3 separate regions of the Mus musculus genome follow, and all the other regions are linked to region 2. The links are chromatin loops, found by intact Hi-C in ENCODE. Cell type or tissue: left cerebral cortex. All regions are shown on one strand. Region 1 overlaps Sucla2 (succinate-Coenzyme A ligase, ADP-forming, beta subunit). Region 2 overlaps Htr2a (5-hydroxytryptamine (serotonin) receptor 2A). Region 3 has its middle 68 kb from the start of Gm24540.

Evidence for each region. Peaks named below come from ENCODE experiments on the same cell type or tissue, not always from the same donor. Only the 100,000 strongest peaks of a DNase experiment are listed, where the experiment ranks them.
Region 1: it touches region 2 in a loop (2.5-fold over the local background); 2 of 42 quality-filtered maps call a loop at or near these places.
Region 3: a loop joins it to region 2, with 6 times the contacts of the local background. A loop is called at or near these places in 6 of 42 quality-filtered maps.

What each region holds. Positions count from the first base shown.
Region 1 is chr14:73,565,708-73,573,707 of GRCm38, reverse strand. It overlaps Sucla2 (succinate-Coenzyme A ligase, ADP-forming, beta subunit), which reads right to left. Exons shown (of 11, transcript NM_011506.4): 3 at 4,975-5,074; 4 at 4,684-4,846. Among named protein-coding and RNA genes, the nearest start is that of Sucla2, 17 kb to the right of the region's middle. In left cerebral cortex, a CTCF peak has its summit at 3,684 (motif pointing left); DNase peaks (open chromatin) are centred at 3,545 and 5,503.
Region 2 is chr14:74,705,116-74,713,115 of GRCm38, reverse strand. Htr2a (5-hydroxytryptamine (serotonin) receptor 2A) reads right to left here. Exons shown (of 3, transcript NM_172812.3): 3 at 6,257-7,521. The coding sequence ends at 6,719. Among named protein-coding and RNA genes, the nearest start is that of Esd, 23 kb to the left of the region's middle. In left cerebral cortex, a CTCF peak has its summit at 3,854 (motif pointing right); a DNase peak (open chromatin) is centred at 3,861.
Region 3 is chr14:73,696,191-73,704,190 of GRCm38, reverse strand. No RefSeq gene overlaps it. Among named protein-coding and RNA genes, the nearest start is that of Gm24540, 68 kb to the left of the region's middle. In left cerebral cortex, a CTCF peak has its summit at 3,739; a DNase peak (open chromatin) is centred at 3,732.

The DNA.
Region 1 (8,000 bases), 1.1 Mb after region 2:
TAAGATGATCATTCTCATAGAAAACCCAAGAATTGCACACACATACAAAACTAAAATAATTTTAGCAAAATTCGATACAAAATTAGCAGGCAAAAAAAAATATCTGTTTTATTTCGATACACTAAAATAAACACCCTGAAGAGGCCGAAAGTGCCTCTGTAACAGCACCAACCTGAACAACACATAATACTAAACATAGCCAATGACTTTTATGCACTAAAAGTTATAACACATTGCTGAAAGAAACTGAAGACACACAAAATATGGAAAGATACTGACTGGCCCAAGAGGTGAGAGGAAGTGTAAACGTTCCTACTAACCCAAGCAACCCACAGGCTCAATGGAATTCCTACTAAAACACCAATGCCTAGGGTCTTCTTTCTCCTCTTCTCCCTCCATCTTTCAATTCATTTGCAAGCTCAGTCATAATGGGCAAAACAGTCTTGAGAAATCAAAGGCTGGGAACCTCATCTTTCCTGATTTCAAAATATTACCACAAAACTCTAATGATCAAAACAGTATGAAGCCAAGCATGGAAGCACATGTCTGAAATCATAGCATTGGGAGCCTGAGGCAGGAGGACAGAGACTAAGCTACATAAATAGACCCTGTCTCAAGAAAGATAGTATGATACTAGCCATAAAGACCAACGGACTAGCATTATCAGGCCCAAACAATCTCTCATACATCATAGAGTCACATGATAAGCAGCAATAGCCACAATACACAAAGGGTAAATGATACTGTCTTTTTTACATGTAATGGGAAGGAGATATTTAGATGCAGAAGAATAAAATTACATTAAGTCAAGAGAGAAAAATTAATTCAAAATGAATTGCAGACCCAAACATATGTCCTGAAACTATAAAACAAATTGAAGACCCTAACATATGCCCTGGAGCAAATACAGAGGAAAGTTTTATGATATGAGTGTGGCAATGATTTCTTACAAATCATACCAAAAACATAAGGAACAAAGGTTGTAACAAGTGTGATTGTATTAAGCTTGAAAACTTCTGCACAGCAAAGGAAATAGTCAGACAAAATGAAAGCCAACCTACAGAAGGAAATTAAAATATGGGCAAAGTACTGAATAGCATTTCCCTAAAAAGATATACATACGGACAACAAGCATGTAAGAAGATTCAGTGGCATCAATTTTTATAGAAGCATAAATCAGAACCACAATAAGGCACCTGCATGATGCTCACGCTAGGTAAAGACATGCACTACCAAGCCTGACAACCTGAGTTCGAAACCCAGTATTCACGAGGTGGAAGGAAGTTAGGCATGCATGGATATGCACACACACATACACACACACACGCTCACACACACACACACACACACACACACACACAGAGACATGATATTAAGTGTAATTTTAAAAATCTGATAACCCACAGTGAGGTATCATTTTATATCCTTTAAAAAAGCCACTATCAAAAAAATTAGAAAATAAGTACTGGCAAGAAAATGAAAGACTAGGAGCCCTGCACAAGTTGGTGAAAAACAGAAACCATTCTGGCATATGATCCAGTGATCTTGCTTGTGTGTAGTCAAAAGAACTGAAAATGAAGGACGGAGAAAAGGAGGGAGACAGGGAAGGGAGAGAGGGAAGGAGGGAAAAGGGAAGAAAAAGAAAAGTACTGTCATATATTACTTATCACAGATGAAGACATTTGAAAAATGAAATAAGCAAGTCACAAAAATGCAAATGCTACATTTACACAGGCATCTAAATAGCCAAACTCTGAGAAAGAATGGCGGCCATCACCTAGCTAAGAGAAAAGTGAAGTGTTCAATAAATATAGTTTCAATTTTGCAAAATAAAAAGTTCTACAATCAATCTGTGTGAGTTGGCACATGCTTATAATACCAGTATTTTACCGCTAAGGCAGGAGGATCACCCTAAATTCTAAAAAACCCATTTTACATAACAAGTTCAAGGCAAGTCTAGACCTTGACTCACAAAAGGCAGTGCCAGAAATCAGTGTCCAATAACCTTTAGATATATATGCATGCATAGATGGCAAACTTTAGATATATGTGCATGCATCCATAGATGGTAAACTTTGAGTCATTTGATTTTAACATAATTTAAAATTTTTAAAAGTAAGAAACCCTCTAGATTCCAGAAACCTGGAGAGAGACCCCTTCTGGTTGTCAGCGTTCTGCATATTGTCAGACAGCTTGATGGGAGAAGAGGAGACACAAAGACAATGAAAACACAACACAGAAAAATCACTAATGTGGTACTACTGGAAACAAAGCTTCATGTCTAAGAAGCTCTCAGCCTTGCTCTGTATGTCTCTATCTGACTGCTTGTGACCTTTGCCCCATGGCTGATAATAAGCGTAATTACTAGGTACAGCATTCAGTATAGTCTGTACATTGTTCTGGGGAATTATCAAACTAGAGAGGATGAAGGAAGCCCACAGATCTGTGCCCAAGTCAGGTGTGGTGGCGCCTGCCTTTTGTCCCAGCACTCAGGAAGCAGGGGCTGGTGAATCTCAACTAGAGACCAGCCTGACGTACAGAGTGAATTCCAGGACAGTCAGGGCTACACGGAAAAACCGTCTCAAAAAACTAAATGAATGAATGAGTATATATTTACACTAATAATGTTATTTTTACTTTCATAAACCTAAGTTCTTTGTCCCTCAAGAATCCTTGTCTTAAAATAAGTTTGAATTTAAAGTATAAAATAAAGATCTATTGGGCTGGAGAGATGGCTCAGCTAAAGTTAAGAGCACTGACTGCCCTTCCAGAGGTCCTGAGTTCAATTCCCAGCAACCACATGGTGGCTCACAACTATCTGTAATGGGATCTGATGCCCTCTTCTGGTGTGTCTGAAGACATCGACAGTGTACTCACATACAGAAAATAAATAAATCTTAAAAAAAAAAAAAAAAGTCTTTAACAAAGGCCATCTGATGAATTCTGTTTTCTCAGGGCAAAGTCAATACCAAACGGCAGTAGGCAAATGTCACATCTCACGAAGTGCTAGTGAAGGTAAGGTGATGTCTGTCAGTCTGACACATGAGTTCACAGACATGCCTGCTCAAGGATTCTCACGTGTTCCTACCAAAGCCCAGAGCAACGCCATGGCTAGGTGTGGCTGTGCCTGCATATAACCTTAGCACTGAGGGAGCAGGCAGGAAGGCAGGACACTCGAGTTTGAGGTCACTTGGGCTGTGCCAGGCTTCCAGGGCTCCTTTTGTTACTATTACACTGATGCAAACCACATTTTTAAAAAAAGAAAGAAGTCTGGACACAACAAGGAGCCCTGTAACCCGTTGCAAGTGGAGACAGGTGGGTCCTGGGAGCTTGCTGGTCTCCATATAGCCCATGGGCACATGTATCCCATGTACACCTGTGCGTGTGTGCACACACCCACACATGAACACACACACTCATCAACTTAACAAAATAAAAAGAACTAGTCTCTCTTGCTTTGTCCAGACATTTACATAACTAACAGGGTGATAGGTACTGATGTATACCAAGTGAGAAAAGAATGTGTACAAAAACCAAGTCAATACATGAAACACAACTTCTGCCAATCTTTGTGCTTAGACTATTGTGGGATAATTGCTGAAATCATTTACAAAGCTCAATTATACCATACAGAAAAAAGGAATACTTTTAAAAATCATACCAAGTGGGGCTTTGCTACCACCTAGTGTTATATCTCAAGAAATACTCCTTAATAAGAATTAAAAATCTTAAGATACAGCCGGGCATGGTGGCGCACGCCTTTAATCCCAGCACTCAGGAGGCAGAGGCAGGTGGATTTCTGAGTTTGAGGCCAGCCTGGTCTACAAAGTGAGTTCCAGGACAGCCAGGGCTATACAGAGAAACCCTGTCTCGAAAAACCAAAAAAAAAAAATCATAAGATACTTTTATTACTGAAGATTTTAACTGTGGGAGGGCAAGTATCACAATATAGAAGAATACTGTTTTTTAAAGCTGTTATATAGAAAACTATCTTATGATCTTTAAATTTTGTTACTCTAAAGCACACAATAATAATTTTCTATACCAATTCAAACATGAATAGTTTGCTTCAAACAAGAAGCTAGTAACATCCCAAGCAGCCCTCTATACACTGTATCTTCAGTACACCGGGTATGTACTGAAGCGGATGCTATGTTCAATGCTAAAATGTTGGTTCCATAATGGGAACAAAGCAGGACTAAAGCTCCTTGAAATCCCTCGTTCCCTTATGGCTGCATCATTTACACTCATCATCACCTTCCACCACACCAATAAACAAGTCAAACATGAAACATAAACAAAACAGTAAAGTAAAATAAACCTAGAAGCAGAAAAAGAACAGGATGCTATTTTTTGGTTTATTCTTTCTTCTTTGGTAAGACTACTTTACAATGCAAAGAACTAATTTTCTCTGTCCATTAACCCAAATACAATTTCCAGAGATTTAAGGTACGTCTAAAGAATTAATCATTTGAAAACCCCATGAAACGTATTACAGTGGAATTCCCCTATCGCTTTTTAGAAACTATATTACATGTCAAATTCTACCATATTATTTTTCAAACCTGACAAATTCTCTGTGAGTAATGGATAATACGTCTTATTCCTCATGTATATAATGCTCAACCTCTGAAACTGACAGTCAGATGTAAATCCTGATGTGTCCTGTCTACAAGTACTCACTTGAAATGACCTCTCCATTGTTATTGCAAAGTAGTATTCTCTCCTGGGATATTTGCGCTCACAGACCAAAACTTGATTGCATATTCTGCCCTTTTCTCCAGTTTGCTTGGTAATCAATTTTTGCCCAATCATCTGTGAGGAAACAGCTTTTGCTTCTTCTGGACTACAATAAGAAAAAAAATTCAAATTCTTCTCTTCTCCAATTGAAAAAAATCTACACCACAGGTAACGCTCAGTGTTTTCAACAATCTGATAATTTAAATAATTTTTCTTTAAGAAACTATTACTTACGAGAAAACAATCTTCACTCCTCCTTTGAGGCCACTTGTAAATGTTCCTTTTCCTCTGCCGCCAGCCAAAACCTGTGCCTTTATCACAACATCCTTTGATCCTAGAAGAAAAACACTTTTATTACACAGAAAGCAGGGAGTCACATCCAGGACAGTATTTTATTTAATAAGTGTTATTAAGTGAAGTCCCATTACCACAATGTCTAAGACTAAGTCATTCCACATACATAGATTTTTCTAGATTTGAAAACTAAAACATTATTCACCATATGAAAGGTCTATCCCTTTAAAAGATTAAGCACTTATTTTAGATCATTTCTGAAATAGTATACTGAAAATTTTTGGCAATTCTTAAACTAGTGCTTTGGGAGAGATTAAAAATACAATAAATATTAAGGTTAAAATGTTTTCTTAAAGCTTCCCAGAAAGTTTTAAGGAGAGATGGCTCGATGGTTAAGATCTCTAATTGTTCCTCCAGTGGAACCAGGCTCGGTTCCCAGCACCCACATGGTGACTCACAACCACCTATAACTCCAATACTGAGTGACTCAATGCCTTCTCCTGACCTACACTGGTACTAGGCACACATGAGACATATGGAGACAAAAACACCCATACATACATACATACATGCATACACACACACATGCCTGCATGAACACACACACACCCCAGTCTCTCTATTCAAATGTAAACTTATGTCATGTGACTGCTGAGTCACAAATACTACTTCAAGCAAGACTTGGGACTTGAATGAGCCTATGACTTGACTGATAGGACTGATAATGCCTCCAATAACAACAAATGCTGTTATCGCACACTGTTGAGCAGTGAGTGACCTTATGAAGAGTACTTACCAAGAGTCAGGAAGATAGGCAAATAAAAGATTTCCCAAATGCTGTGTTTAAAAGTCATTCATCTTTGGGCTTGTTTATATAATGGATTACGTTGATGGATTTCCAAGATTTTGCTGAAAGGACCCTGATATAGCTGTCTCTTCTGAGACTATGCTGGGGCCTAGCAAACACAGAAGTGGATGCTCACAATCAGCTATTGGATGGATCACAGGGCCCCCAATGGAGGAGCTAGAGAAAGTATCCAAGGAGCTAAAGGGATCTGCAACCCTATAGGTGGAACAACATTATGAACTAACCAGTACCCCAAGAGCTCTTGACTCTAGCTGCATATGTATCAAAAGATGGCCTAGTCGGCCATCACTGGAAAGAGAGGCCCATTGGACATGCAAACTTTATATACCCGAGTACAGGGGAACACCAGGGCCAAAAAGTGGGAGTGGGTGGGTAGGGGAGTGGGGGGGAGGGTATGGGGGACTTTTGGGATAGCATTGGAAATGTAAATGAGGAAAATACCTAATAAAAAATATTTTTCCAAAAGCAATCTACAGATTCAATGCAATCCCCATCAAAATTCCAACTCAGTTCTTCAACAAATTAGAAAGAGCAATCTGTAAATTCATCTGGAATTTCAAAAAACCTAGCATAGCAAAAACTCTTCTCAAGGATAAAAGAACCTCTGGTGGAATCACCATCCCTGACCTAAAGCTCTACTACAGAGCAATTGTGATAAAAACTGCATGGTACTGGTATAGTGACAGACAAGTAGACCAATGGAATAGAATTGAAGACCCAGAAATGAACCCACACACCTATGGTCACTTGATCTTTGACAAGGGAGCTAAAACCATCCAGTGGAAGAAAGACAGCATTTTCAACAAATGGTGCTGGCACAACTGGTTGTTATCATGTAGAAGAATGCGAATCGACCCTTTCCTCTCTCCTTGTACTAAGGTCAAATCTAAGTGGATCAAGGAACTTCACATAAAACCAGAGACACTGAAACTTATAGAGGAGAAAGTGGGGAAAAGCCTCGAGGATATGGGCATAGGGGAAAAATTCCTGAATAGAACAGCAATGGCTTGCACTTTAAGATAGAGAATTGACAAATGGGACCTCATGAAACTGAAAAGCTTCTGCAAGGCAAAAGATACCGTCAATAAGACAAAAAGGCCACCAACAGATTGGGAAAGGATCTTTACCTATCCTAAATCAGATAGGGGACTAATATCCAATATATATAAAGAACTCAAGAAGGTGGACTCCAGAAAATCAAATAACCCCATTAAAAAAATGGGACTCAGAGCGAAACAAAGAATTCTCACCTGAGGAATACCGAATGGCTGAGAAGCATCTGAAAAAATGTTCAACATCCTTAATCATCAGGGAAATGCAAATCAAAACAACCCTGAGATTCCACCTCACACCAGTCAGAATGGCTAAGATCAAAAATTCAGGTGACAGCAGATGCTGGTGAGGATGTGGAGAAAGAGGAACACTCCTCCATTGTTGGTGGGAGTGCAGGCTTGTACAACCACTCTGGAAATCAGTCTGGCGGTTCCTCAGAAAATTGGACATAGTACTACCGGAGGATCCAGCAATACCTCTCCTGAGCATATATCCAGAAGATGTCCCAACCGGTAAGAAGGAAACATGCTCCACTATGTTCATAGCAGCCTTATTTATAATAGCCAGAAGCTGGAAAGAACCCAGATGCCCCTCAACAGAGGAATGGATACAGAAAATGTGGTACATCTACACAATGGAGTACTACTCAGCTATTAAAAAGAATGAATTTATGAAATTCCTAGCCAAATGGATGGACCTGGAGGGCATCATCCTGAGTGAGGTAACACATTCACAAAGGAACTCACACAATATGTACTCACTGATAAGTGGATATTAGCCCAAAACCTAGGATACCCAAGATATAAGATACAATTTCCTAAACACATGAAACTCAAGAAGAATGAAGACTGAAGTGTGGACACTATGCCCCTCCTTAGAATTGGGAACAAAACACCCATGGAAGGAGTTACAGAGACAAAGTTTGGAGCTGAGACGAAAGGATGGACCATCTAGACACTGCCATATCCAGGGATCCACCCCATAATCAGCTTCCAAACGCTGACACCATTGCATACACTAGCAAGATCTTCCTGAAAGGACCCAG
Region 2 (8,000 bases):
TTATCTCTAAGTCTTTGGTCTACTTTGTAGGTAAAGGAAACAATTTCCTAAGGTCAAACAAGAGCAGCAGACCAGATCTGAGTTTTCTGTCTGTCTTCAGCTGCCACTGGACCGCATGAAGGAGGTTCTAAGTAAGCAGAAAGACTTTGTATGGTGTGCTGGCTCATGGGAACAGACTGGTGGTAAATTGTAAGGCTCTTACAATTCCTCTTGAGTGCCTACCAAGACTAGCTGATCAACCCTCTTGCTGAAGACGCTACATACCTTCAGTGGAACACAAAGAGAAGTCAAGCTGGAGTTGAGCTGGAAGCTTTACCTCTGCTAGATGGCTCTCGTAGTCCTAGAAGGTGCTACACAGGATGCTGGGAGAGTAAAATGGCTATTCTTGGTTGTAAACTTGGCTAAATGTGCAATTAAATAGAACCCAAGTGGCTGACTACACCTGGGAGGGATTTTTATTAAACTGGGCCATTACCAGTAGGGAGACTTTAAATCCACATCACTTGAGGTCAGAGGACCCACCCTAATTCTGGGCCATACCTTCTGGTGGCGGCCTATGTAAAGAACAAGAATGGAAGAAGCTTTGACTCTGCCTGCTCACCCTCAGTTTTGTTTCAATGGAAGCCTACTTATATGGGATCTGATACTTACTGAAGACCAGCAGAGATATCCAGCCTTGTGGACAAAGCAAACTACTGGCTTCTTGGACTAAGGAACTCTAATAAATCCCTTGGAATTTTACATATATATATATATTTTACATATTTATATGTATATAAATATGTAAAATATAATATATATATATATATAAACTCTTCATTCATTCTATCAGTTTTCCCCTCTCTAGGGAACCCTGATTAATATGGAGAGAAAAGGCATTAAGAGAGTCTTAATCAGCTGCAAACTCTATGAATTGTAATGTTAACCTGCCAGACAATGCTCACTGGTGCAAAAGTGATGATTGTTATGGAGTGGTGAATGAAACACCCTAGAAAGAAACTGAGCCTTCAGCTGCACCTCTGCAAGGATGATTAACTGACTAGCACTTCAATGATTGTGGAGAGGTCCAGAGCCAATAGCATTTATCTTGAGCCATTTAGTCCCCTAAACAGGTCTGTGTCTGATCTTACAGTTGGTGACTATCAGATACCTTTGGAATGTACTAACTTAACAAAACCCCTGAGTATCATTGGATAGCATATGAGGTCTATAGCTGAGATTTTTCCTCTGTGCTGTAAATGCCAACTTAATTGTTTTTACCAATGTATTTTTAAAATGCTTGATTTACATCTCCTTTTGTTTTACTACTGTATGTTACCATGTTGTAACATGGAATTTTGGGTAATCAAAATCAATGTTCCCAGGCTGTACTCGTTCATATTTTTTTTAGCTTCAAAGTCAACTATTTCTTATTCCATTCGCAAAAGAGAGTGATGTTTTTGTGTTAACAGGGTAGCCAGCTAGTCTCTGATTAGACTTGAGGTCCACTCCACAGGAGGGGATTCATGCCTGGCACAGTTATCCCAGTAAAAAACAATGCCAGCAGGTCTTAGGCCCTAGGTGGAAACTTCCTATTGTATAGCTGCCTTCTAATATTTACTTCTATAGTAAATTATACCCATAGACAAATACTAATCTTAGCCTTAATCAGAGAAACCTTTCTTTCCAGTGAGCAGAATTGAATGCAGAGAGAATTGAATGCAGAGAACCAAGCTGCTCTCCCTGCTGACACTAAGTGATAGCTGAGTGCTGAGCCTTAAACACAACATTTTTTTTTATTTTAATCACCCCTGGTAAGACTTGGGGGAACACTGAGTAAAAGGAGAAGAAATAAAATGTAAGAGCCAGGAGATGAAGCAAAAGTCTTTGAAATGCTACTTCCTGGGCATGACAGCCATTGCAATCAGGATCCCACAGCATCTGAGGCTGCCTCCGTTGGACTTGCACATCTCTAGATCTGACACTAGTCCATTGTAGGTTAGGAAGGAGCCCCCAGAGCCCATCCCCCTGCTGAAATATCGGCTACCTGTAGCTTCTGGACAAGAGTCAGTCCTTGTCTTCAGAGCTGTGCCCATGGATGAATCCACCAAGCTCCAGTTAACAGCTTAAAACCCACGCTCACATAAATGGTCCTGGTTAGAACCAGTGAGCCATAAAACAGAAGGAAAGACATACATGAATATGGGAAAGGGCTTGAAGGCAAGAGGAGTTTAGCAGGGCGGGCGGGAGGGGGGGAGGGTATAAGGGACTTTTGGGATAGCATTTGCAATATAAATGAAGAAAATACCTAATAAAAAATTGGAAAAAGTAAAAAGAAGAAGGAGAAGGTGGAGGATGAGAAGAAGAAGAAGAAGAAGAAGAAGAAGAAGAAGAAGAAGAAGGAGAAGAAGAAGAAGAAGAAGAAGAAGAAGAAGAAGAAGAAGAAGAAGAAGAAGAAGAAGAAGAAGAAGAAGAAGAAGAAGAAGAAGAAAAAGAAGAAGAAGAAGAAGAAGAAGAAGAAGACGACGACGACTGGGGCTACAGCCCAGTGGCAGGATGCTTACCTAGCACTGTAAGATCCTAGATCCAATTCTTAGTATCTTAATAATAAAAACAAAAACCAAAACTAAAGCAAGCAAACCCAGTTTTTACACTTCCAGTGTGTTGCAGGCTGTCAGGGACGGCTATGATCTGCGGTAGCCATCTCTGTCAATTAGGCAGGGCGTGACCCAAACCTGTGCATCCTAGAGACATTCCAATGAGGTACAGGGTGTTTAGGACGACTTAAGCTTATAGCCAGTGTATAACAAGAAGCAAATGTGGAAACAGGAGAGTTTGGGTTCTGAAATGTCCTTCTTCTCCCACTTGGATGAAGCACTTAGGGGTTGGAATCAGATGGCCCCGGCTTGAAGTGCTATATTTCTTATTAGTGGTGTGGCTTTTGACACATCACTAACTGAATCTCAGTTTTCTCATTTTCAAAATAGACTATTCCTACCTTTAGGCTAGATGTGAAGGAGTCCATGTATGTAAAATAAACAAAACAGCTGAACACATGGACTCTACAGTAGGTAGGTGCTCAACACATAACAACCTGGAAAAAAAAAACTACTCTCCCTCTTTGTAATTATTTCTACACTTTTTTTTCATTAAATTTTTTTTTTGGAAACAAGGTGTCATATAAAGCCTTGTAATCTGTAGGCATCCTTCCCCCCACCTTCTGATGCTGGGGTTACAGGCATAAAGCCCTGCTTTGTTCCTACACTTAAAGGTGCAATGATGAGTCATGTGACTTTCTGGCCTGTTTAATGATGTTACATATCCCTGTTTAACTATGGTTCCTGTGCTGGTGTTTGTGTGTGTGTGTGTGTGTGTGTGTGTGTGTGTGTGTTTGTGCATGTATGGTAATGCATATGCACACCTATATGTGTGTGTCTCTATATTTCTGGGTTGTATCAGTAGGACACAGAGAACCTATGTGACTGGAAGCTGACTCATGACCGTTAAGCTGATGCAGGGGATTCTAGCATTGTGAGATAGTTGAAGCCAGAAGCACAGGTTGTTGCTTTCCAACTATCCCCAACTTGAAGACCTGGGAGGTCTGGGACAATTCCTTCTAGCAAACACAACTCTGGAGTCAACTTTTTTTTTTTTTAAGTGGACTTTATTTGCAATTAATCATTCATTCTTGAAATATTTTAGAATAGATTAAAACCAGTACATAAAATAAATCTTCACTGTATTTGTTACATTATGGCACAGAATAACTTAACACTTTTATAAATATGTTTCATCAGTGCACAAAATGGGAGAAGAACCCTTTTGCTAAAAGCAGCCCGGTAGCAGTTTGGACTACAGTAGCATTTTTCAAAACTGACCATGAGATGGCGCTGTGGTCCAATAGATTATGTAAGCTTTAACTGAGTTTTTCTTAAATATGGCGTTGAATCCCTTAAGTCTAGTAGACTCTATCAATCAACTTAAAGAAGAGTGAAGTTTGTTACTCTTTTAATAATATTGACTAGAAGTGAATCCTTTCATCATGGATCCATAAATCATTCAATGGTTATTTTTTTCTCCCCTCCTGGGGAGAGGAGTATATCTAAGAAGCCATAGATGTCTAGAAGTACCAGACTAAAGAGAGGCCTAAAGTTATCATTCAACTTCAGATTAATAAACTGAATATAGACATTTGTTTTCAACACCCTGATAGAATGGTGTTAAAATCTTTCCTTATATTAAAGCATCTTCCAGTTTATTTAAAGTGTACCTCTGTTACACAGTAACCTCCTTTGGCCGTCATGGAAGGTCATGGGAATATTAGAACATTAATTCACATTTAGATCAACATGATTCAAACATGCACATGTGTATGTTTTCACCACTTGCTCTTCTTCATATAAATATATAAATGTTGAATAAAGTGCATGGAACATGTCTGTACATATATATACAGGTACACGTTTTCTTATATACCCTTTAAGAGATAGTTACAGAGAGGGAAAAGCCACATACACACTGGTAATATATGTGTAGTCAAAAGACACCTTTCAGCGGGGTTTCTGTTCATTCTGATGAAGAGTAAGTTCATGGAATTAGAATCTGCACCCGTTCCTTCATACGTATTGGCATGTGCAGAGTTTCAAACTAAGGCAAAACACATTAGAACAGGCTTCTTAACACTTCTATTTTTTATTAGTCAGTATAGTCTAATCACTAAGGACTAACTTCTTTCAAGTATAACCTTGGGACTGGTGACATGTTATAAATTTTAGACCTGAAGCCATGACCTTCATTCAAAGTGTCTGTAAAGACATACTTAGGAAAACCTTAATTTCCAACTTACACGATGAAGTTTTCTACATGCTTTAGTTCCTAAACCTGTAACATTTCCCAAAGGCTTGCAACAAAACACCTTTGTAGCCAATAAGGATGTTTCAGCCTTTTACTCTGTCTCAACAGTAATGTGCAATTCACCGGTGTGTCACAGTGTCATGGTGGATTCACTATAACTGGCCTTAGTCTGTAGTAGCCATTTCTACTGAACGTTATGGTAGCTGATACTTGCCTTTTGACTGGAAGCTAGTGTCTGTCAGAGCAAAATGAATGTAGTTTTAGAGGGAAGCAACAAAAATATTGCTTTTAACCTTGTATTTATAAATTGGACCCAATTTGTGGTGTTTATTTTTATGCATTACATGCAATCTTTGATTCAATTGATATTTTCCCATTTCCTTGTTTCCTTGGCAAATATCTATAACCAATGAGAATTATTAAAAAAAATTCTCAAGAGTTGATACAAACTCTTTTCTGAATCAGGTAAGGAAAAAATTGAACTGGTTGATTCTGAAAATGAATCTATATACTTTTTTTTGATAACAACCAATTAAGTTGTCATTTTTAATGCAAAAATCTTATATATCTTTTTTTAAATATCCTTATTAACTAAGAAACTGCTCCACTCATAAGATACAGTCAACAGATCACTGTGGAACCAAGCTAACCCATTTTTATAAATAATATAAATACATTAATCTAAAAGTATCATTAAAAAACCCTATATTTATTTAGTTTGGAGACAGAGTCTCTCATGCAGTCCACATTGGCCTCATACTAGATAAATAGCTGAGGGTGACTGAATTCCTGATCCTCTCGCCTGCACTTCCTAAGTGCTAGGATTACAGCCATGCACCGTGGTGCCTGTTATGTTATGTTATGTTATGTTATGTAGTGTTGGGCATCCACACTAGGATTTCCTGCATGTTAGGCAAGCACTCTTTTATCAACTGGGCTACGTTGCCAGCTCTTTGAAAACACCAGTTTTACCTGATAACTGTCAATATGAAAGTCACTTGAGTTTTACAGAAATAACCTAAGAAGCTACTGCTAACAGCGAGAAACCTGAGTTTAATGTTCAGCTGTGACAGTCAACTCTTTGTACTGGTCACTGCTCAAAGGGCGCATGCGCAACACAGTCATTTCCCTAGTGAGTTACCAAATACCTCCGGGATGCTGTTTCTTTGAAGCGAGTTCTAGAACTGTACTTGGAAAAGTAGAATTACCCTTTGATAGTTTACAGAGAAGAAAAATATACGAAATAAGACCACATTGCAAATTCAGGTAAAGCCCAAGAAGTAGAAGAGAAAGCAGCGAGTTATTGAATAACATTTAAGACCCTTCCACGTCTGAGAATTAATGACAAATGCAGCAAATGCCAGCGGTCTTGTGAACATTTCAAAATGGCATCTATGAAAAAAGCAAGAATGAAAAATATCGTCAAGTATTTCAATGAATTGTATTAGCAATACAAATGTCATAATACTGTCTATTTTTCTTTTCAAAATATATGTTGTGGTGAATTTGAAACACTCATTTTTGTTTTTAAAGAGGCTATTCATTATTTTCAGTATTTATAGCTATTTTTATATACAACAATATGTCACCAACTTACTCCCATGCTACCCATCAACAACATGGCAGCCCGGTTTCTATTTGACAATAGAAGTTAATTAGATGGATTTTATGCCTCATTACAATTGTACAATAAAGGCCAATGATTTTAAAGATCTCATTGGCAATGTTAAAAGCATCACAACACTCCTAGTTCAAATGCTGTCCGGACATTATAGTTGGTCCACTGGAGTAGTCTAATTTGATCTGAGCCTCCTTATCCTGCCCCCACACACGTGGGTGTAAACTTGTTCACACACCCTGGGCAATCGTCCCAGCATCCGGTCCATCACACACAGCTAACCTTTTCATTCACGGTTTCAATATTGTCTGTACACATCTCTTCCGAGTGTTGGTTCCCTAGTGTAACCATGGAGCAGTCATTAGCTGTCGGCTCAGCATCTTCCTGTGAGTTCTTTTTTTGTCCCACCTGGAGCTGACTAGACTTGTAGGCCAATGTTGGTATAGTGTTCACTAAAATTAACTGCAGCGGCTTTCTGTTCTCCTTGTACTGGCACTGAATGTACCGTGAGAAGGCGGACCTATAAGTTTTATTGAACAACGTATATACCAGTGGGTTGACGGCTGAGGAGAGATAACCAATCCAGACAAACACATTGAGCAGGGCTCCAATGACATTTTCATTGCAGGATTCTTTGCAGATGACGGCCATGATATTGGTGATGAAGAATGGGCACCACATTACAACAAACAGAAAGAACACGATGCCCAGCACCTTGCATGCTTTTTGCTCGTTGCTGATGGACTGCATCGTCCTTCGGCCTGCGTAGGAGCCTGGCTCTCTGTGGATGGACCGCTGGAAGAGCTTTTCTGATGACAGAGAACTCTGAGGGAGGAAGCTGAAGGAGGATAATTTGGCCCGAGTGCTGAGGTCACTCACACACAAGGTGGCTTCTTTCTGAAGTGACTTGATAGTCAGGAAGTAGGTGATCACCATGATGGTTAGGGGGATGAAAAATGCCACAAAAGAGCCTATGAGGACAAAGTTGTCATCGGCGAGCAGGCAGCTCCCTTCCTTAAAGACCTTCGAATCATCCTGTAGCCCGAAGACTGGGATTGGCATGGATATACCTGAAAAAGGATGAAAAGTGAGACAGACCATCAAGGGACTGAGACTATGAAGGTACAAGCATCACCACTTAATGCCTGGTCAAGAAAGTGATGCCAACTTACTTTAAGAGTATTACTTCAATGAAGATTGGGCTAATTCTTATTCTATATTTTTTCGAATTATATTATTTTTTACTTATTAACTGGCAAAAACACATGCAGAGGCAAAGTGAAACAAATACAAATGACCGCTAACACCATCATCTAGAGATCAACAGACTAACCGCAGGGACAGTTTAACATGTATCACACACATGACACATGCAGGAACATATGCACGCATGTACTCCCCCCCCCACGTACCCACACACGCACGCGCTCACACACATATGTACTCGTGCACACACTGGGCAAGAGGACAAGGGTCTAGTTTATCTACTTTTTTTTTTAACTTCCCACTTCATATTATACTATCAGCATTCACGACTTCTTCTGTAAAC
Region 3 (8,000 bases), 1.0 Mb after region 2:
CCCAAGGTCCTGGGCTCTCCTGTTATGGTCTCAACTTTAATGTAGAGATGTGATACAAATGTCTACACCCCTGACCTTATGGTTAATTCATGAGACTGATTTTCATCATAGTCGTCTGGGGAGTTTCGAGAAATGTCCTTTAAAGTAACTTTAGGAATGCTTCAGTCTGCACAGCATGATGTAAACATGTCTATGATCTCAGCTTAGACTTTTCCTGCTGTTCCTACTGTTGTAACACTGATGGGATTGGACCCATCTTTCCACATGCTAGGCAAGTGCCATACCATTGACCTCTACCCAGAATCTGATTCTATTTTTATAAACAAACAAACAAAAAAACCCTAACATCAAATGATGATGCTTCATGCCATAAGCCATAATTTTTATAAACTGACTTCCCTCAAAACAACTGAATCTACCAGTACCATGTAGCAACCATATAAGAACCAAGTCCACCAGTACCATATAACAAAGTCCTTCAGTACTACCTCTAGCAGCAACTTGTCTTTTAATCGAATGTCTCAGAAAAATAGATAAATAGATAAAGTTGTCTTACGATATGGTACAATAAAACATCATGACAAGAAAGCAAATTGGGGAGGAAAGAATTTATTTAGTTTACACTTCTTTCTTGCTGTTCATTATCAAAGGAAGTCAAAACAGGAACTCAGAACAGGGCAGGAACCTAGAGGCAGAAGCTGATACAAAGACCATGGTTTACTGGCTTGTTCCCATGGCTTGCTCAGCCTACTTTCTTATAGAGCCAAAAACCACCAGTCCCAGGAATAGCACCACCCATAATGAGCTGGGCCCCTCCCCCATCAATGACCAATTAAGAAAATACCCACAGGCTTGCCTGCAGTCTATTCTTATAAACAAATTCTCTCTATTAAGGCTCCCTCCTCTCCCATTACTCTAGCTTATGTCAAGTTGACATAAAACCAGCCAGGACAGCTAACTCTTTTTCAATTTGATATACAAACTCAACTTAACAAAGTTAAGCCACAACTTTTCCTTTCTTGTACAATTTCAGAATTACACATTAACAAAGACACCATAATATAAAACATCTTACAACCTTAAAAAGCCCCAGAGTCTTGCAAATTCAGACACTTTAAAAATATCCATTTTCTCTCAACATCCAAATTCTCTGTAGAACTCAAAAATCTATCTCTTTTTTTTTAAAGTTTAAAGTAAGTCTCTTAACTATGGAGTTCTGTAAAATTAAAACTAAATTAAGTAATTTCTTACATCAAGAGGGAAGAAGAACCAGGGCACAGCCACAATCTGAGCAAAGTAAAACCAAACTGCATCTAAATAAACAACACAATGTTCAATGTCTGGGATCGACTTACAACCTTCTGGGTTCCTCCAATGGACTTGAGTCTCTCCTCTGGCTCAGTGTCTGCAAGACACAAAGCTTGTCTTCTAGGCTCTGGCTGGCTCCACTCCACTGCTGCTGGTGTTCTTGGTTGTCAGTCTATGGTACGGGCATCTCCAAACTGCTAGGGTCTTCTGCTGCAACTGGGAGGCACTTTCACCAGTTGCCTCACATAGGCTCTCTTCGTGGTGCCAAGCCTCAATCTCCCTTCACTGACTCCTTCAAACCAGGGCCTGTAACTGCCACTGAGGCTTTGCCTTCACCAATGGCTTCTCCTGGCCTCTCACAGAGCCAAGCTTCAGCTGCAGGCCTTCATCTCCTGAACTGACTCTTACACAATACTAAGTTCAGCTACCCGCGAGAGGTACAACCTTGGCCACCTCTGGAACACAGCTTCATTGTGTTGACTCTCAGGAAACACTTCCTAAAAGATTCCAACTCAACGATGCTGGTCTCTTCTTAATCACAGCTAACTTCTCAGCTCCAGAGAGTATCCCACCATAGCAAAGGTTTCACTTTAGTAGTTCTGGTATCCTCTTAATCACAGCTGATTCTTCAGCCCTGCTGACCAGAACCACATACTCTTAATTCATATAACAAATGGCCATACTAGGCCTTAAAATTTCCTCTGAAACTTCACAATGCAGGCTTCCATCTTCTGAACTGGCCTCAACATTCTTATTTTCCAAGTTCCTACAAAATAACTCACTGAGCATTGAATACTCAGCCCTCCCCCATCAATCACTAGTTAACAAAATGCTCTTCAGGCTGACCCACAGCCTGAACTTAAGGTGGCATTTTCTCAACTGAGGCTTCCTCCCTCCTCTCAGATGACTCTAGCTTGAGTCAAGTTGGCATAAAACTACCCAGAACAAAAGTCAATATTAGTAATTGAAATGAGAGTTAAGGAGAATAATGTTCTCTTCTCCAAGAGATGTCTATATTTTTCCTCTTATTGAAAATATTTTTTCTCACATCATATGATCCCCCTCCCACTTCTCCCATTTCCTCACCACCTCCCCTCCCATCTGAATCCTCACTTTTTCTGCCTCTCATTAGGAAACAAACAGGCTTCTAGGGGATAATGATATAATAGAATATGATAATACCATGTGATAAAACAAAAATCACAGAAAAACTGGGCAAAAGGAACAAGCAGAAGGAAAGAGTGCAAGAGAAGGCACAAGAAACAGAACCCTACTCCTTTGCACACTCAAGAATCCCATGAAAACACTATATTGGAAGCCATAATATAATGCACAGGTAGGGTTAAAAAGAGGGAAGGGTGTGTGTGTGTGTGTGTGTGTGTGTGTGTGTAATAAAAATTTTAAAATAAGATAAATTCAAAAAGGAATAAAAAAGAGAAAAGGAAAAGCCCTGACATGACATTATGAGCCAAGGGACCCCAAACATGCTTCTGAGGTCATCTCTATTTACCATCTACTTCTAGGCATGCAGCCTACCCTTAAGAGCAGTTTGTTAACCAATGACTCCCACCGAGGAAACCAACTTTTCATTTGCAAGTGGTTACCAGTTGGAGATAGCTTCTGGTTTACAGAAGGGGTCCTGTGTCCACTTCTGATCTCAGCTCTAGGACCCCATCCTGTGCATATCTGTGCAGGCCCTGTGCCTCCACAGTCTCTGTGAGTTCATATGCATATCCATCTTATTGATTTAAAGGGTCTTGTTTTCTTGGTGTCCTCCATCTCCTCTGGCTCTTACACACTTTCTACCTCCTCTTCTGGGGGGGGGGGGGCTCCCAGAGCCCTGAGGAGAGGGATTTGATAAGGCGGAGTGTTCCGAAATCTCTCAATGTCTACATAACATCTGACTGTGAGTCTCTGTATTTGTTCCCATCTGCTGCAAGAAGCAGCTTCTCTGATGATAGCTGAGCAAAGCACTAATATAAGTATAGCAGAATGTCAGTAGGAATCATTTATCACTACATTCTGTTTTTTAGACCAGCATTATTTGGCTTACTCTAGTTTACACAAACATGTGTACGTGTACACACACACACATACACACACACACACACACACACACACACACACACACACACACTGAAGACATAAAAGGAGGAGAAGGAATACTTGAAAAGAAAGAGGAGATTAGCAGAAATGAACAGGGGAAAAGAGAGGAAAGAATGATCAAAAATACATCATGTCCCAGCATGACAAAGCCACATGCAATTAATATCTGCTAACTTAAAAGCACAGAAAGATTGTTAACTCGGAAAGAGACATGTGACAATGAACTCTCCCATCTCCAACTTCTAAGACAGATTCACAAAGATTCATAAACAAATTGTCAACCAGAGAGAAGGAGAGTGTCAGTTTGTTAGCACAGCTCACATGCACCCTCTACTGTCTGGCATTCATAAGTACCAGGGGGATAGTTGTCCCCTAGCCAAAACTTAGAGCAAGAGAAACAGAGACACAGATACATTCTTCACCATATTCCCCAATGGCCAGCCCCAAGAAAACATTTATTTGACCTCTTGAAATGATGCATCTATTGAAATCAAGTGGTGACAGTACTTGGAACTTCAAACAGCTTTCTGTCATCCCCAGCCACACTTCCTGTGCCCTTCATGCGTTCACCAGGATGCTATACTTTGATAACATAAGATGATGTATGTAGTGTTTGGCCAGGTTCTGCTTTCTGGGAAAATTGAGATTAAAAACCTAGAGTTAAGTTCTTGATGTTGTTTTCCTTTTTATTGTTTTTTTTTTCTGTTGCTAATTTTTCTTTAAAACAGACCTTTTTCATACAATGTATTCTGATTATGGTTTTCCATCCCCCAGATCCCCACAGATCTCTATCCCTCCCCAAATCCACCCTAATTTTTTCCTGTCTCTCATTAGAAAAAAATAACAATAAAATAAAAACAAACAAATTGTAATAGCATAAAAACAAGCAAGCAAACAAACAAAAAAAAAGAGCCAAGAAAGAAAGGAAAGAAGGAAGGAAGGAAGGAAGGAAGGAAGGAAGGAAGGAAGGAAGGAAGGAAGGAAGGAAAATGTTGTGGTCATAAAAAGAGAAAGAGCTATAAGAATATGTTCTGGCAGGGTGTGTGGAAAAGGGGTGCTTCAGTGGGCCCATGCCAAGGCGTCCCTTCCCCCTGAGAGACAAGACACACACCAGTATAATATAGAATAGAGTTTATTTAGGGCATGGGGAGAGGAGTTAAGAGAGTAGTAGAGGCAGAGAAAGGCAAAGAGAAGGAGAGAGTGGAGACATAGAGGCCAGCCATGACCACGCAGAGAGAGGAGGGAAGAGAATGGGGAGAAAGGGGACAAGCAGGAAGCAAGAGTAAGGGAGACAAGAGAGTAAGAGGGGGGGCAAGCTGCCCCTTTTATAGTGGGCCAAGCCTACCTGTCTATTTCCAGGTAACTATGGGGAGGAGCATACCTGGCTGCTGCCAGGAACTATGTGGGTGGAGTTTAGACAGAATACCAACATCTCCCAGTCTTGGTTTAGTTAAAGAAGAAGAAGAAGAAAGAAGAAGAAGAAGAAGAAGAAGAAGAAGAAGAAGAAGAAGAAGAAGAAGAAGAAGAAGAAGAAGAAGAAGAAGAAGAAGAAGAAGAAGAAGAAGAAGAAGAAGAAGAAGAAGAAGGAAGAAGAGAAGAGAAGGAGACGAGAAGAGAAGAGAAGAGAAGAGAAGAGAAGAGAAGAGAAGAGAAGAGAAGAGAAGAGAAGAGAAGAGAAGAGAAGAGAAGAGAAGAGAAGAGAAGAGAAGAGAAGAGAAAAAAGGAAAAAAAGATTAGAAAGAGGTGATGGTGAAGCAGGAATTGGGTTGTCAGTGATATCTGACCACTTCATGCTGACACTGGGGTGACGTGTCTCTGGGGAACCTAGAGGAATGGATATGGGGGTTGTTTGTCCAGTCTTAGGAGAGTTGGCTCCTTGCTGTCCAGGGCCTGTGGAGCCATCTGAGGATAGGTCAGAAGAACAGGTCCAGTAAGAAGCATGTGTCTGAGAGAGGAGATTGGAGCATCTGGAGGTTGCTTCTCTGGAGCTGTCCTGGATGTAGTAAGTGCCTGGATTTGACAAGATATTGGAACACATTATTATAGGTAAAGAATAAGATTAAGTACATTTGGGAGAAAGAAAAAAATTTTTAGGATGTACAATTGAAACCCAGAGGAATCCCACCCTTTGAAATAGGTAGTAAGTGGGAACTTTGGGCAGATGTACTTATCTGGATGGAGGCTATTTGGTCCATGAGAGGAAACTGAGTGGGTTTCCTATAGCTTATAAGTTTATAAAAGAGATAACAACATGAGTTAACCACATGAATAGGCTTTAAGATGAGCCTTTTGTGGAACAGAAAGAACAAGATTAAAAAGTTGGATCATATAGTGAAATGTTTATTAGAGTTAGGCAAATTTATAGGAACTCAGATAATATTAGAACAGTGGCATAGCAAGAAGAGGAAATAAGAAGCATTTAATTAATGGAAACAGAGTTTAGGTAAGGAGAGAACAGATTATACCTGTAAAAGCTTTTTTTCTCTAGCTTTCAAGTATAGTCAGAAGTCTCAGAAAGAATAAACAATAATTTAGCAGTTATATTATTTTAAAAATGACAGAGTCCACTAGCCAACAGTTCTCTGTGGTCTCTATGGTCTCAATGGCAACTTGGGCGGTCAGTCTGGTAGCAGAAAATGTGGAGCTGAGTGGTTTGGTTTGGGCTCGTCTGACTGGTAACCCACATGGCAGAGGCTGGGAGCTGGGTCGTGCAGAGAAAAAGCCTACCTGGCTGTTGCCAGGAACTGTAGGTTTGGAGGTTAGACAGAATACTAACACACAGGAAACACAGACACAGAGGCAAATATGTTTATAAACAGAAATCTCATAAAAACTCAAAAGGGGAAACTAAAATAAAATAATAATGTCCTGATAAAACATTATGAAACGAAACCCTCCAAGAATGTCACTGAGTTCACTCTACGTTGACTATCTACTGCTGGCCATGGGCCTGCCCTTAAGAGTGGTGTGTATATCATGAGACTCTGTTGGACATTTTGCCTTTGTGAGCAAATACCAATTGGAGATAGTTCCTGGGTTCAGAATGTGGGGTTGTGTCCACTTCCCCTCCTAGTTCTGGGACCCCAACTAGCTTAGCCCTGTGCAGGCCTTGTGCATGCTGCCACTGTCTCTGTGCATTCATATGTGTGTCAGTCCTGTGTGTTTGGAATGCCTTCTTTTCTTGATGCCTGCCCACGCTCTGGCTCTTATACTCTTTCTGCCTCCTCTTCCAAAGGGTTCACTGAACTGGGGGTGAAGGGGGGTGTGTGATAGAGCAATCTCATTTAGGGCTGAGTGTTCCAAGGTCTCGCACTCTCTGCACTTTGTTCCCTTGTGGCTTTTTGGATGTGTTCCTATTGGCTGCAGGAGAAAACTTCTGTGATGGTAGCTGAGCAAGATACTGATCTATCAGTATAGCAGAATATCATTAGGAGTCATTTTATTGCTACATTCTTTAACTGAACAGTAGTAGTTGGTTTTGCCATAGGTCACTGGCCTATTTAGTTTCAGGTTCTTAGCCACCCAATCTGTGTTGGGGATGGGTCCCATCTCATAGAGCAGGACTTTAATCCAATCGTGTATTGGCTTGTTTACTCCCATAAGCTTTTTGCCACTGTTGTAAAAGTATACCTTGTAGGTAGAGCATCATTGTAGATCAAAGGGTTTATGGCTGGGTCGGTGTTTATATTTCTCCCTTGGAAGCATGCAGAGTACCATTCAGTACCATAAACACTGCTCAATAGGGGTAAAGGCTCTAGGTAAACACCAACTTGACTTCTCTGTGTTCAATGAGATGTACAGATGTTGTCTTCAGCAATAGAGTCTTACTACCAGTTGACAGAGAGCAAACAGTAGCTATGGCAATAGCCTAGGTTGTTTTGAGGTTTCCATAGGATCTCACGGGCCAATACCTTGATTGCAACCCAGTTCTAGAACTGGAGGCAAGATGAGGAGAAATATCTAGTTGGGATTTTGTCTCCCCCATTAGTTGGTGATTCCATCCAGATTTCTTTCATATATGTATATATTTTAAGAAGATTCTACTATATTAGGTTTTCATACAACTCATCAGTGGACCTTAGTGTTAGCTTTTCCTCCCTATAGTCTCTCCTTTACTCCCATTGTCTCTCCCCTCCCTGTTTGATCCTTCCATTCTAGCCTGATGTCTACTCTACTTCCCCTTCCTACAAAGACCCTTTCCCCACCACCACCACAGTTCCTTGCTATATACCTAATCTCTGTAGTTCTGTGGATTGTAGCCTCCTTACCATAGACTTAACAGCTAGAATCCTCATATAAGCAAACACATACCATAATTGTCTTTCTGGGTTACTTCACCCAGGATGATTTTTTTCTAACTCCATCTAAGTTACCTGTATATTTCATTGGTTTTAATAGCTGAGTGATATTTCATTATGCAAATGTACTACATTTTCTTTATCCATTCTCCTATTGACAGACACCTAGACTGGCTCCAGTTCCTGGGTATTATAAGTAGATCAACAGTGAACATGGTTAAGCAAGTGTTGTAAGGTGAAGAGTTCTTTGGGTATAGGCTCAAGAGTGGTATAGCTGGATCTTTAAGT